2 separate regions of the Homo sapiens genome follow, and region 2 is linked to region 1. Evidence: read pairs that join two places in POLR2A ChIA-PET (ENCODE). Cell type or tissue: PC-9. All regions are shown on one strand. Links, peaks and the distances in the headings refer to the core of each region. The heading gives the core; the rest is flanking DNA.

What was found. ChIA-PET counts read pairs that join two places held together with the same protein. Peaks named below come from ENCODE experiments on the same cell type or tissue, not always from the same donor. Only the 100,000 strongest peaks of a DNase experiment are listed, where the experiment ranks them.
Region 2: POLR2A ChIA-PET joins it to region 1 with 6 read pairs; 4 of 35 experiments call an interaction of 5 or more read pairs at or near these places.

Annotation. Positions count from the first base shown.
Region 1 is chr13:30,793,557-30,800,974 of GRCh38, forward strand. No RefSeq gene overlaps it. Among named protein-coding and RNA genes, the nearest start is that of LINC00398, 5.9 kb to the right of the region's middle. RefSeq lists enhancers at 1-198, 5,048-6,247. In PC-9, for the core only: CTCF peaks have their summits at 2,861 and 3,121; a DNase peak (open chromatin) is centred at 2,835; H3K4me3 peaks cover 1,599 bases; H3K27ac peaks cover 2,118 bases.
Region 2 is chr13:30,631,106-30,638,523 of GRCh38, forward strand. USPL1 (ubiquitin specific peptidase like 1) reads left to right here. Exons shown (of 9, transcript NM_005800.5): 4 at 1-369; 5 at 6,639-6,752. Among named protein-coding and RNA genes, the nearest start is that of USPL1, 17 kb to the left of the region's middle. In PC-9, for the core only: no CTCF peak of the experiment used is centred there; no DNase peak of the experiment used is centred there.

The DNA of each region.
Region 1 (7,418 bases), core at 986-4,985:
CCTTTGTGTTTCAAACAATCCAATTATATTCTTTTAATTATTTTAAAATGTATAATTAAATTATGTTTTACTATAGTCACCCTGTTGTGCTAGCAAATGCTAGGTCTTATTTCTTCTTTCTTTGTACCCATGAAAGGTTGAATTTTTAACTGCGGGCATCAGTGACTGCTAAGGATCCAGCAGAGAGGGCAGTTTGACTCAAAGAGGTGAAAAAAATCAGTGGGGTCTTTTGATCATCAGGAATCAGAAGCAACTGGAGGCAGGGACCCGGAAACCCAGGCAGGGCCACTCAGGAGAATGACAGAACCCTTCCAGGCCTCCATGCATGACAAGCTGGTATGCACACCATTTGGTTGGCTTCCTGGGTCAGAATGGGTCCTTTGTGTCCCTTCTACCATCTTTGACAGAACTGCCTTTGGTCCCCAGGCTCCAGCAATGTGGTCTGAATGGGGGTTGTCTCCCTTTCTGTGTCTCCACCTCTCTGGCCATAGTCCCCTTGAGGGAGGACACCAACCCAGTCACGGCTGATCAGGGTCTCTCCCTGAGATTTATTTGTGCTACTGCTGGTGGGGAAGAAATGTTTCTTTTTTGGCTGGGCGCAGTGGCTCATGCCTTTAATCCCAGCACTTTGGGAGGCCGAAGGAGGTGGATCACCTGAGGTCAGGAGTTTGAGACCAGCCTAACCAACATGGTGAAACCCCATTTCTACTAAATACAAAAGATTAGCCAGTCATGGTGGCACATGTCTGTAATCCTAGTTACTTGGGAGGCTGAGGCAGCTGAGGCAGGAGAATTGCTTGAACCTGGGAGGTGGAGGTTGCAGTGAGCCGCAATTGTGCCATTGTACTCCAGCCTGGGCAACAAGAGTGCAACTCCATCAAAAAAAAAAAAAAAAGAAAGAAAGAAAAGAAATGTTCCTTTTTGGAGGAGGAAGAAGAACCTCGAAGCTGCTGGTGGTCAGATTGTGTGACTGCTGGGGAAAAGGGTCCACAACCCTTTGGTGAGAATGAAGCCAAAATACAGAGAGAAGCATATGGCAGACAAGCTGGAATGTTCGGTCCAAACAGTGGCTCCCGAGGCTAGAGTACCCCCACCAGCATGAACCACTGAACCAATGAGCTTGCTTCTCTTCTTGTCCAAGTTCATGCAGCGTTTCTTGATATGACACTTGGTAATGATTTCTTAGCATTCTATATGTCATGTTACTATTATTTCTGCTGTACAATTTTGGGTACATTTTGGCAGCTAAGTACTCATTCAGATCAGCAGCTCTCCACACGTCAGGTTGGCTTGGGAAGCAAGCTTGGAAGACCAGGACGAAGGGTAGGCATAGACTTTGAGGCAAGCTTCGTAGACTATCATAGGGGTTTGCTTCTTACTATCAGAATTCAGCACTGACTCATTTATAAACCAGGAGCAAAAGAAGTGTTATTTTGATTTGCACTTGTTGAAACATTGATTATTTACCAGGAAAGGCTATAGGCAGCAAAGAGAGATCAACCTGAGATGACTTCATAATCTTTGTGACTACAGGGTTTGTCTTCTTTTGGGGGGTTCACAACCATTAACTTCCATTTCCAATGAAGAGTAGGATTTACACCAGATCAAATATCCCTGTTCTTTCCTATCTATCTATAAACCTAAATTGAGTTCAACACATACATAACACCTGAGCATGTGCTATGCTGGAGACCTAAAGGCAGCTCCTGGTCTTACAGACAGACCCATTGGTATTCCTAGTTGATTTCATCCTATTAGTTGAAAACCCTTCAGCAGACCCCACAAGGGCACTCAGAATACAGTTGTTGCTAGAAGTAGCTCTCAAGGTCCTATGTGATCTTCCGCACCACGCATGATCGCCCTCACCTCCCCTGGTGCCCAGTGGGAGCTCTGTGCTCTCTCCCTCCCCACACTCTTGTCCTCTGTGAGGATAGGGTCACACCCAGAAGCTTCTTTCCTCAGCCCCACCCCAACTATCTATACCCTACTCACCCGTGAGGGTCCCACTCCAGTCCCTCTTTCTTAAAACCTTCCCCAAGTCCAGCTCTTATACATCTTTCTGGCAGAATTTCCATAACATTTGTTTTTGAACTCTCTCAGAAAGGGACTTCTGTGATTATTTTAAACTGTAACCTTGCTGGGCACAATGTCTGCTCCTGTAACCCCAACATTTTGGAAGGCCAAAGTGGGCGGATTGCTTAAAGCCAGGAGTTGGAGACCTGCCTGGGCAACAAAGCAAAGCATCTCTACAAAGAATAATAATAAATTACTGGTTTTGATGGTGTACACCTATAGTCCCAGCTACTTGGAAGGCTGAGGCAAGAGGATCACTTGAGCTCAGGACTCTAAGGCTACAGTGAGTGAGTTATGATTGAGCTGTGATTGTGCCACTGCACTCCAGCCTGGGTGACAGAGTGAGACCCTGCCCCTAAAATAAATAAATAAGATAAACTTTAAAACAACACTGTAGGCTCATCATGTATCTGGTTATTCCTATCCAGACTCCTGGAGCCTGGCAGTGGCCGTGTCATGTGTAGGGTGTCCCATGAGTGGCAGGAAGGGCTGTTCAGGGAGCAGGGGGAGAATGCTGAGGATGGCAGGGGCACAGAGGAAGGGGAGGTGACCTCCATCTCTGCTGTAATCAGCTTCCTGGGTTCTGTTTACTGTAGGCAGCACAGCCCCTTCATCCTGTGTTGTTCTACTTTCTTTTTCTCTGCTGTCTTTCCATTCCCATGGGTTTTAATAAATACATACCTTGAGACGTGACAGAATCTATTTCCCCAATGGGCATCTATGAGGCATCAGGATGTGGTTTAGCGTCTGACCTAGTGGTGGCACCCAAAGGCATTCCCTGCAAACACAAGCCTCCTCCCTGGTCTCAAGGATCTCAATCTCTGGGCGATGTTGCTGGCAGGGCATCAGGGTTTTAAAATGGTGATATCAACTCTCTTTTTTCATAGCTACATTTCCCAACTCTGGCTTCATTCCCTAGTTCTGACACCGAGTAGCTGTAGAACTCTGAGCAGACCATTTAACCTCTCTGAGCCTTTGTTTCTTGGTGACAATAACAGTCTCTTCTTTGGCTGTTACCAGGATTAAAAGCTTCAGTGAACGTAAAGTTCCTAGCCCAGTGCCTGGAGCTTAACGGGCACACAAAAAATGTGCCAACTGCCTGCACAGGGAAATTCTGCCCAAGGGAAGCTTTAATTACAGTTGCTTTCTCTTTCTCCCAATTCAAGGATTTGCTTCCAAGACAATTAACAGACCACAGAATTCTGCTACCTATCAGCCACTGGTCGCCAACAGACTCCCAATGTTGGCACAAACACCGTCTCTCGAAGCTGGGACACTTAGACAGGTGCCAGCTTGTGGCTCCATGGCTCCCGGTGCATCCGGATCTGTGACAGTTACACAAGACGTGTGCTTAAATATTTACCATGCTCAGAGTCTCCCCAGCACGGTGGGGCTCAGAAGAAAATCCAAGAAGCAAGGCGGCTCTGGCATCATCCGCTCCTAGCTTGGTGGAGCATATGTCTTGATGGGAGGTATCGTCAACAGACTGGGCGACCTGTTGCTTTAAAAGATGAACAATAACGATCTCCTCTCAGACTCAGGAACAAATACTAGGCATATCAGATTGCTTGTGAGACTTAGGCAATTAGAATGGTTCTGTGATATCATTCCCCTGAGGGTCCAGGAACTCCCCTAAGTTCCCAGTGTGGGTGCACAGTGTGAAACGCTGGAGGAGGGGAGAAGCAGCAGACATGTTTCAGCACCACCTACGCGTCTGACATGAGCTTTTGTTATCTCATTCACGCTGCAGGAACATTGTCTCCATTATCATTATGATTGTTTCTACTTTACAGATAGGGAAACCAGCTCAGAGAAGGTGAGTAATGGACCCGAGGTCACACAGCTGTGAGACGCAGGGCCAGGATTTGGCTCCAGCTACTAGCCTGTAGCAGCATGGGCATGGCCCAGTGGAAAGACTAACACAAAGATGAACATCCCAGCACCCTTCCAAAAGGCTCTCCAAAGAGATGGGTCCCACAAAGGTGCAACAGTCTCCAAGATTCCCTGACCTCACTGTACAGCCAGAGGTTGGGAATTCCTTCCCTTAAGTCAGCCCTGATCCTGGTGCCCCCCTGTACATTTCTCCCACTGACAACTGCTCAGGGAGGTTCCTCGCCAGGGATGTAAACAGGACAGGGTCAGACCCCAAGTGCCAAGTAGGTAGCCAAGGGGGACAGAGGCCCTGTCTAGGGTACCTGAAACACACTATGGAGGGGCTGGTGGAGAGATTCTACTCTCCACTTGGATCTTACGCAGGAGCAAGGAGGTAAAAAGAGTGACCACACACACTAGATTTCACAGTCAGTAAGGACTGAAACCTCTGATCTGCTGACTGGCTTCACCAGGAGGGATATCCTGGGAGTCCCAGGCAGCCACTGGCAGCACCCCTGCTGTGGAACCCAGGATTCCTGCACCTGAAAGGGGAGTCTTCTGGGACCACTCCTGGAGCCCAGGAGGGCTGCACGTGTCAGGGGCCCACAGACAGGTGAAGAAACCCTTTAAGCCTCTTTCCTCGAGTGAAGGCCGACCTCCCCCACTCCCCGGCATTAGACATTCTGGTTTTGCAGGAGCTGCTGATGGTGGCGGTAGTAGGGGGAGAGTCTACATTTCGAATGAGCTTCCCTTCCTGGTGGTCTTGGTACAAGTCTGTGGGTGTATTTTGAAAACTGCTGCTTTCCCTCCAACACAGCTTCCCTTGCTGTCTCCTTGGACTGCAGCAGCGTTTCTTACAGCCACGTGGCATCTCAGGGAATTCTCTGGAAGATGAGGCTACACCGAAGTCAAGAGGCGTCTTTGCTGGGCTCACTGTTGAGCTGTGGAGGGCCTGTAAGGCCCCAGAGGAGGCCGTTCCTTGGACTCTGTGCAGGGAAACTTCTCTTGACTAGAAATACACCTGTCTTCTCCGCCCAAAGCCCAAAGTGGGTGGCCTGGGCTTGCAAAGAGACGAGCAGGCTCAGGGCAGGATGGCTCCCTGCAGCTCTATGGCCTCGAATGGGGTAAGGGACTCCCTGGAGGCCTGAGTAATTTGGGCACTGGGAAAACAGGGTCCTCTATTTCTAGTTTTCCTGTCCAGAGCACCCCAGGGCTGTGTGCCTGGCCTTGTGGGGGCCGTGACCCTGACCCTGGCTCTCCCTAAGGTGACCACTCACCCTAGAAACACCCTAGAAACTCACCCTAGAAGATTTGCTAAACAGCAACAGTTTAGCTAATCTTCACATCTTTGAAGGTACAAAAGTCCCATGTGGGGCCTCGGGTCAGAGAACTGCCACAAACAGCCCGTGAATTCATTAATCCTTCCCCAGCCTCTCGGTTTGGCTGCATTCCTTCATGTATCCATTCAACACATAGCACTGAGCATCTACTGTGTTTGGATTTTGGGGGAATCTTTGGGTAGCTTCAGCTACTAGGACAAAGAACACCGCCCCCTGAGATATACATGCCTGGACGATGAATCCTGTGCGTCTACACAACATTTCTGAATGTTCTGAAAAGGAAAAATAATAATAAACAAATGTGTGAGGTAGTGATTAAGATATTCACAATATTTCCCTTTAAAACAGGAAAGTCTGACAGCTAAAGAGGAGAAACGTCTTTGCTGTCCCCCCGACTCCCACTTCAATTTAGACTCCTGATTGCTTTCTTGATCTTTCAGGGTTATAACCGCGATCTCAATGACTAATAGAAAACTCCATTAGGCTCCGTCTTTATGAAGGGAATTAATGACTTCGTAAATTTAGTGCTTCGTAAACATAGGAGGGGGAGCACTTCCCTCAGGCTTGACGATTCCCTGGCAGGGAGGGAGGCTGGATAGGAAAGGAAACGCTTCCAGCCTGCTGAGAGGCCTCCTCACCCAAGCATTCTCTGCTGCTCCTTAGAAAGCCAGGCCCCACAAGGCTTAGGTGCGCCAAGATCCTGAAAAAGAAGTCAACGCGAAGGCACGAGAGCTGGGAGCCAGGGAGAAAGAGATGCGTCCGCCGACTTGAAAAAAAATACCAACTGGTGAAATTTTCAAATATAAATGCAGATTTTAATTACAAATGTGTGTCCTTGGCAAGTCCAGCTTTTGTCCTGGATTAGAGAAATCTGTTGTTCAGACAGGCCAAACCCACAGACGAATTATATTCTTTGTTCTTTCAAGCTTTTTAGGCCTGGCCAATGACATAAAATCTTTCAGGGGGAAAAACACCAAACTCTCAGGACACACATTCAGAAGGCAGCATAGGGAAGGAGAGGCTGTAGGATCGAGGTCTTGGGTTTCCTTGCTGGAATGAATGAGGCAAGTTATTTCTACTTGAAGGAGGGGAGGTGGGTGGAAGAGGAAAGGGAAGGGCTCATTTTATAGAATAATGGCATTTCCAGGGGCTTCTGCAAAGAAGTTTTCCTGGTCCACTGATGCTTTCTGCTTCAAAACTGCCCTTCTTCAGAGACCAGCCATGTCTGCTCAGCCCCTCTCTCCTTGAGAATACCACAGCAACAGTTTAGCAAATTTTCAAAGACTGATGTCTTTGAAAATACATCAGTCCCATCTGGGGCCTCAGAACTGCCATGAACAGACCCAATGAATTCATTAATTCTTCCCCAGCCTCTTGGTTTGGCTTCATTAATTCATTCAATAGATAGCACTGAGCACCTACCATGTCTGGATTTTGGGGGCAATCTTTGAGTTTCAGGAATTGAGGCCTTCGAGAAGTCTCTCAATACTTGTAATAGCAAGAGCAGCCACATATATTACTTAGGGGATAGACGATTATTTCCTTTCCTTCCTTCCTTCCTTCCTTCCTTCCTTCCTTCCTTCCTTCCTTCCTTCCTTCCTTCCTGTCTTTCTGTCTTTCTTTCCTTTTTCTCTTTCTCTCTTTCTTTCTTTTTTTTCTGAGACAGGGTGTTGCTCTGTCTTCCAGGCTAGAGTGCAGTGGCACGATTTTGGCTCACTGCAGCCTCCACCTCCTGGGCTCAAGCAATTCTCCTGCCTCAACCTCCAGAGTAGCTGGAACTACAGATTCACACCACCATGCCTGGCTAATTTTTGTCTTTTTGGTAAAGACGGGGTTTCACCATGTTGGCCAGGCTGGTCTCAATCTCCTGACTTCAAGTGATCAGCCTGCCTCGGCCTGGCAAAGTGCTGGGATTCCAGGCATGGGCCACCACGCCTGGCGATAGATGAATTTTTGAGTGACCCTGCCGTGACTTTCTCCTTGTTCCTTGATAGGTTTTGAAAGCACCAGCCAGACTAATGAAATGGTATTGCTGGTTTGCAATACTCTTGATGGAAAAAAGTTTAAATCTGTACCTCCCTCCTTTTTTTTTCAATCAGCCACCTAAGTTCTCTAATAAATTAATATACACTT
Region 2 (7,418 bases), core at 1,614-5,613, 160 kb before region 1:
ATTCCTTGGAGCGGAATGAGATTTTGGAAGCTGATACTGTTGACATGGCTACTACAAAAGATCCTGCTACAGTTGATGTCTCTGGAACTGGCAGACCTTCCCCTCAAAATGAAGGATGTACATCTAAACTGGAAATGCCACTGGAGAGCAAATGTACATCATTTCCCCAGGCTTTATGTGTCCAGTGGAAAAATGCTTATGCTCTCTGTTGGTTAGACTGTATCCTGTCAGCTTTGGTGCACTCGGAAGAGTTAAAGAACACCGTGACTGGACTGTGCTCGAAGGAGGAATCTATATTCTGGCGGTTGCTTACAAAATATAATCAAGCAAATACACTTCTATATACCAGTCAATTGAGTGGTGTTAAAGGTTGGTACTAATATTTTATTTTTATTTACTTATTTATTCATCTGGAGTCAGGGTCTCATTCTGTCACCCAGGCTGGAGTGCAGTGGCATGATCATGTCTCCTTGCAGCCTTGACTTCCCTGGCTCAGGTGGGCCTCCCACCTCAGTCTCCCAAGTAGCTGGAACTACAGTCGTGCACCACCATAGCCAGCTAAGATAGTGAGATGGTGGCCCCACTGTCTTGCCCAGGCTGGACTCGATTTCCTGGGTGCAAGCACCCTTCCCGCCTCAGCCTCCCAAAGTGCTGGGATTACAGGCATGAGTCACCATTCCAGCCTACTTGTCTTTAATTCTTAAAAATATTAATGTTGAGTTTTGTCTCCCAGCATGTGGGAAAGATGTCATCCATTGCTTCTGTTTCCTGGAGGCCTGGGAGCAAGGAGCCCAGGAACAGTATCACGAAGCTTGAGATAATACCAGTTACATTATCCTGACTGCCCAAAAGGCAGTTTTTTTGTTTTTTTTTTTTATACTTTAAGTTCTGGGGTACATGTGCAGAACGTGCAGTTTTGTTACATAGGTATACGTGTGCCATGGTGGTTTGTTGCACCCATCAACCCGTCACCTATATTAGGTATTTCTCCTAATGCTGTCCTTCCCCAACCCCTCCATTCCCCATCAGGCCCCAGTGTGTGATGTTCCCCTCCCTGTGTCCATGTGTTCTCATTGTTCAACTGTCACTTATGAGTGAGAATATATGGTGTTTGGTTTTTTGTTCTTGTGTTAGTTTGCTGAGAATGATGGTTTCCAGCTTTATCCATGTCCCTGCAAAGGACATGAACTCATCCTTTTTTATGGCTGCATAGTATTCTATGGTGTATATGTGCCACATTTTCTTTATCCAGTCTATCATTGATGGGCATTTGGGTTGGTTCCAAGTCTTTGCTATTGTGATTTTTTTTTTTTTTTTTTTTTTTTTAAGACAGAGCCTCACTCTGTTGCCCAGGCTGGAGTGCGATGGCATGATCTCAGCTCACTGCAACCTCCGCCTCTCAGGTTCAAGCAATTCTTCTGCCTCAGCCTCCCAAGTAGCTGGGACTACAGGCGCCCACCACCAGGCCCAGCTAATTTTTGTATTTTTAGTAGAGACAGGGTTTCACCATGTTGGTCAGGCTGGTCTTGAACTCCAGACCTCATGATCTGCCTGCCTTGGCCTCCCAAAGTGCTGAAATTACAGGTGTGAGCCACCATACCTGGCCTAGGCAGTCTTTTTCAAAACTCTAAGACTGTGCTTGTGTCTCAGGGTGTCAGGATAATAGTGGTTAGTTTTAAGTGTTTAAACTACTGAAAAGCAGAATGAAGAAGTGAGTAAAAATCACCCATAATCACACAACCTCCTAAGATCTCTTGGCACAATAAGGGATATGTTTTTCATTTTATTCTCTGTAAAATAGGATACTTATGAACCCACCTCCCAACACAGGAAGAATTAAAACATTCCCAATAACTTACATTTACCTATGCGTTTCCTCCCATCCCATTCTCTACCTCCCCCCCATAAGTAATCATTATCTGAAATGTGTTTCATCATTCCATCTTTTCTTAGTTTTTCTTACATGTGTTTATCTAAACAGTATACAGTAGTCTCCCCTTATTGTAGTTGTACTTTTCTTGGTTTCATTTAACCCGAGGTCTGAAAGTAGATGAGTATAGTACAGTAATATATTTTGAGAGAGAGGGAGACCACATTCACATAACTTTCATTACAGCATATTGTTATAATTGTTGTATTTTATTATTAGTTTTAATCTTACTATGCCTAATTATAAAACTTGATCATAGGTATGTAGTTATAGGAAAAAGCATAATATATAAAATGTTTAGTTACTATCCAAGGTTTTAGGCATCCACTGGGGTCTTGGAAGGTATCCCTCTCAGATAATGGGGGATGGATGGTACTGAACCCTGTATATACAATGTTTTTCCCTATACATACATAATTATGATCAAGTTTAATTAAGAGTAAATTAAATGTGGGCCAGGTGCAGTGGCTCACATCTGTAATCCCAGCACTTTAGGAAGCTGAAGCGGGCAGATCTCATGAGGTCAAGAGTTCGAGACCAGCCTGGCCAACATGGTGAAACCCCATCTCTACTAAAAAATACAAAAATTGGCTGGCTATGGTGGCACACGCCTGTAGTCACAGCTACTCTGGGAGGTTGAGGCAGGAGAATTGCTTGAACCCAGGAGGTGGAAGTTGAACAATCACTTGAACCTGGGATCACGCCACTGCACTCCAACCTGCCTGGGTGATAGAATGAGACTCTGTCTCAAAAAAAAAAAAAAAAAAAAAAAAGTAAAGTAAATGTGGCTCAACATGTTGCTGTCAGTTGGAACATTTGTTTCTGATCGTGTCTTCCACCCACAAATTGAATGCTTTTTCCATCTTAACACTTATCAGGCACTGTGGCCATAACTTGAGCAGTTGAGATGCAACAGCAAAATTAGCACAAATTTCTTTTTCTTTCTTCGCAGTTTCATGGATAAGAGATTTGTTCTTAGATCTCAGCAACCTCAGCATATGATTTTTTTCTTTAAGTTGAGAACTTTGACCTTTTTACTTAGAGAAGCATTTTACAGCTTCTCTTTGGCATATCTGAATTGCCAGCATTACTATGCTCGTGCTTTGGGGCCATTATTAAGTCAAATAAGGGTTGCTTGAACACAAGCACTGCAATACCATGGCAATAGATCGCATCACCAAGATGGCTGCTAAGTGAACCACAGGCAGGAGTGTAGACAGCATGGACACATTAGACGAAGGGAAGATTCACGTTGCCAGTGGAACACAGCAGGACAGCAAGAGAGTTCATGATGCTACTCAGAATGGCATGAAATTTAAAGCTTATAAATTGTTTCTGGAATTTTCCGCTTAATATTTTCAGACCACGGTTGAGTTCAGGTAACTGAAACCATAGGAAGCAAAACACGGATGAAGAGGGACCACTTCGTATTGCCTAATTTAGTTTGTTTTGATCTTCTGGGACCTTTTTTTCTTGTTGTAAAAATTTATGGGGCTGTTTATAGTTGTGGCTCATTGATTTTTCATTGCTACATAATACTTCCATTTTGTAAATATAACAGAATATTCATCTACCTGTCAGTGGACAGTGGGGTTTTTTTGCCATTATAAATGCTGCTGCTGTGACCATTTGGGGGGCAAGTCTCCTGGGGCACAGTATGAGTTTCCCTTCTGTATAACAAAGGAATGGAAAATTATAGACTTTCGTGTCCAAATTTACAAGATAATGACAATTGTTTTCCAAAGTGGTTGTACCAAGCAATTCTCCCATTAATAGTGTATATAAGAGGTCTTCCTGATCCATATATTCTTCTTGGTTTATTTTCACACTTTTGAGATTTTTGCTATTTGAGTGGTATAAAATGGTCTGTGATCTTGATTTGCCGTTTCCACATTTTGAAGAGGTTGTCGGCTCTATGTGTATATATTGCTCATATTTGTTCCCTCTTCTGTGAAATGCCTTTTGTATCTTATCCCTATTTGTTCTGTTCTGTTGATTGTCACGTTTTAATTGATTTGTATGAGTTTGTTCCTTGTATCATTGTTGCTAGAGTTACATCAGATGTGTTGCTGAATCTGCTCCCAGTTTGCAGCTTGTGTTTTTACTTTTTAAAAACTGTCTTGATTTATAGGGAAGTCTTTATCTTTTCATTTGGAGCTAGTAATGTTTGTGGCTTTTTAAAGAAATTATTACTATTCCCAAGGTCAGAAAATCATTCACCTATATTTTAACTGAAAAGTTATAAAGTTTTGCTTTTGACATTGAAATTTCTCATTCAGTTGGAATTCATATTGATGTGTGGTATGAGGTAAGGATCCATTTTTTTCCCATTTGCATAGCCAGTTTTTGTAGCTCCACTTTATTTTCTCACTTGATCTGCCATGCCACCTCTAGCATGTATCAACATATCATGTATGTGTGCAGCTGTTCCTTAACTCTCAATTTTATTCTCTTGGTTACTTTGTCTAACCCAGCACTCATACTTTTTAAATTATTATGGCTACCTTGTAGGGCAAGAATCCTCACTTTTATTCAACTTCTTTTGAAGTGTCTTGATGCATATTTTTTCTGATCTTACTTGGCCATATATATTTTGGGGACAGATGTGACATCATACCAAGCTTTCTTTGCTTGACATTGTAGATATTTTCTTATTCATTAATGTGCTAAAAATTTTGAGTTTGGTCATACAGTCTTTTATATGGATCTTATACATCGTTTCCCTCTTGTTAACCATTCAGGCTGTTACTAGTTTTTGCTGTTGTGAATTAACACCAGGACAAATATCCATATATCTTTTGAATTAATTACTGACTAGTTTCCTAGGAAAGATATTAGAATATGAATATTAAAGGTCTTGCTGAATACAGTTTTCAGAATGGTTGTACCAATATATAATTCCATTTTCATTATGTAGAAAAAATACCTCAGTGTTTTCTAACCACCTTTGGTTAGAACATTCAAGACGTTATGGTTTTGTTAGGTAAGAAATATTTTGTTTCAGTGTAGGTTTTCTTTGAGACTGAACTTTTTTGTGTGTGTCAGTCATTTACAGTTTTTTGCAATTTTTAAAATTCAGTTTCTCACAAGCATTTTGCCTTTGACTTTTCTTCTATTTCTGCTTTCTCTAATTACAGAAACCCCAGTGTTAAGTAGGTGACAGTTCAGTTGTTTGCTGCAGAAGAGCAGCAGTTCAATATTGGAATTAACTTTAATTTTATGTTTTTAATCTGTTACTAATTTTTTACAGAATAATTGTAGTTTTTATAATCTGGTTAATTATATGTTTGAGCTGCATTACTTTGCAATGTAAGTTTTTTTTTTTGGCATGGTCAAATAACAAAAATTCTGGTTAATGCTTATTTCATATTACAGGAGAATCCAGATATTTCATTAGGGAAACATATAAGCAGAGTGTGATCAGGCTGTATGAATTATTTATAAGAGATGTGAGTGAAAAGATCTATTTGTAGCTTAAGAGTAAGTAGAGTCAGATGCATGTAGAGTCTTTTATTCAAAATAATTTTCTTATTAATCTTGGATAGTTTCTTGTCACAGTAATTCCATTTTGAAGATAATAAATATTACCATAAAGAAGTGATCAAAAACATAGATATGTGTGCCCAAAGGTATTTATCACAATAGTATTTATAATAGTGAAAAAAGAAACAACTAAAATGTCTGGCAATAGGAGAATGATTAATAAAGCGATGTTTCAGCTGAATATAGTGGCATGCGCCTGTAAGCCCAGCTACTCAGGAGGTTGAGGCTGCAAGATGGCTTGAGCCCAGGAGTTAATGACCAGCCCAGGCAACATAGCAAGACCCTGTCTCCAAACACACAAACACACACACAAGTGCTATGTTTCAGTCACTGTATAATAACTAGCCAGATTTTTTGTTGTTGTTGTTTTGTTTTTGTTTTTGTTTTTTGAGAGAGCATCTCACTTGCCCAGGCTGGAGTGCAGTAGTACAATCACAGCTCACTGCAGCTTGTAGAACCCTAACCCTCCTGGGCTCAAATGATCCTCCCACCTCAGCCTCCTGAGTAGCTGGGACTACGGGTGGGTACCACCATACCCAGCTTTTTTTCTAAGAGATAGGGGTTTCACTATGTTGCCCAGGCTGGTCAGTTTTTAATGAAGCACATTTGTGTAGACAAAGCAGGATGTGGAACCGGATAAACACTATGTTGCCACTGAAGACCCCTTCAAACCCCTCAAAAATGACATAGAAGGGAAATATGAGATATTAGTTTGGGAAATAATTGTAACTTTATTAAGACTCCTTATAAATTTATCTGTTCCTATGACCTGGCTAAGTTCAATAAAAGTTACACAGAGTGGAATAAATGGTTAGACATCATTTGTAGTATAAGTAATTGCACATAAGGAGGTAACTTTAGCTGTTTTAGAGATAGACATAGTATCTGAAAGGTTAGTTATTTTACTAGACCTGTGATTATTTGGGTGAGAAAGGCTTTCACTGAGATTTTACCCATTCAGTAAGTACTAATGATATTGTGCTGATAGCATATATTAAGGGAATATATGGTATACCACAGAGAAAGAATTAAGGAAATTTTGTGTTTTGCTTTTTGTCTGTTTGCAAAACTTACTGACTCAGCTTTCATTCTTGGGAATGTGTCAGTTTTCTGTGGGAAGATATACATTGATGAGGAATTGATAATGTTCTCTGTATTTTCTTAGATGGAGATTGTAAAAAACTTACCTCAGAAATATTTGCAGAGATAGAGACCTGTCTGAATGAAGTTAGAGATGAAATTTTTATTAGCCTTCAGCCCCAGCTTAGATGCACATTAGGTAAGTAATTGGTAAAACTTACTTGTATTATACTCATCTACCATATAGAAATATGTACCTCATAAGGAAATATAATACTGTTTGATTACCTTGGATGATCATATTCTTGGGAGAGAGAATCTGAGTAGTTTGACTTAGGAATCTACCACTGGGTAAGTTATTGTAGGGCAGAGCTGTTCCATATAAATATGTAGGCTGGTGTTCCACCTCTTGAGAGTGGGTGCAGTTCTCAGAACCAGGAGAATTTTAGGGGGCATATCATTAGTTGCTTCTCTAGTACGTTTCCTAGTAGACAGATCTAGCATTTTTAACCTCAATTGTGCATTAAAAAGCACCGAGGGAATTTAAAAGTAAATGCCAATGCTGGGGCATTTGAATTAGGATCTCAGGGATGGGGCTCAGGAAATCAGTAATTTTTAGAAACCCCACATGATTGTTATATGTACCCAGGGTTTAGAATCTCATCTAAACCAACCATAGTAATTCTACTTCCCTACCAGTGATTGGTTTAGGAATGTCCTTGTGGTAGAGTTTTGGCCAGTGGATATTAAGAGAAATATGCTGATGGCCTTTTGGGAAAGCTTCCTCGCCTTTAGAAAGGGCACAAGGATGGGACCTCTTTGTTCTCTGTGACTTGGTTTTTGGCCTGTGGGAGTGGCGTGCAGC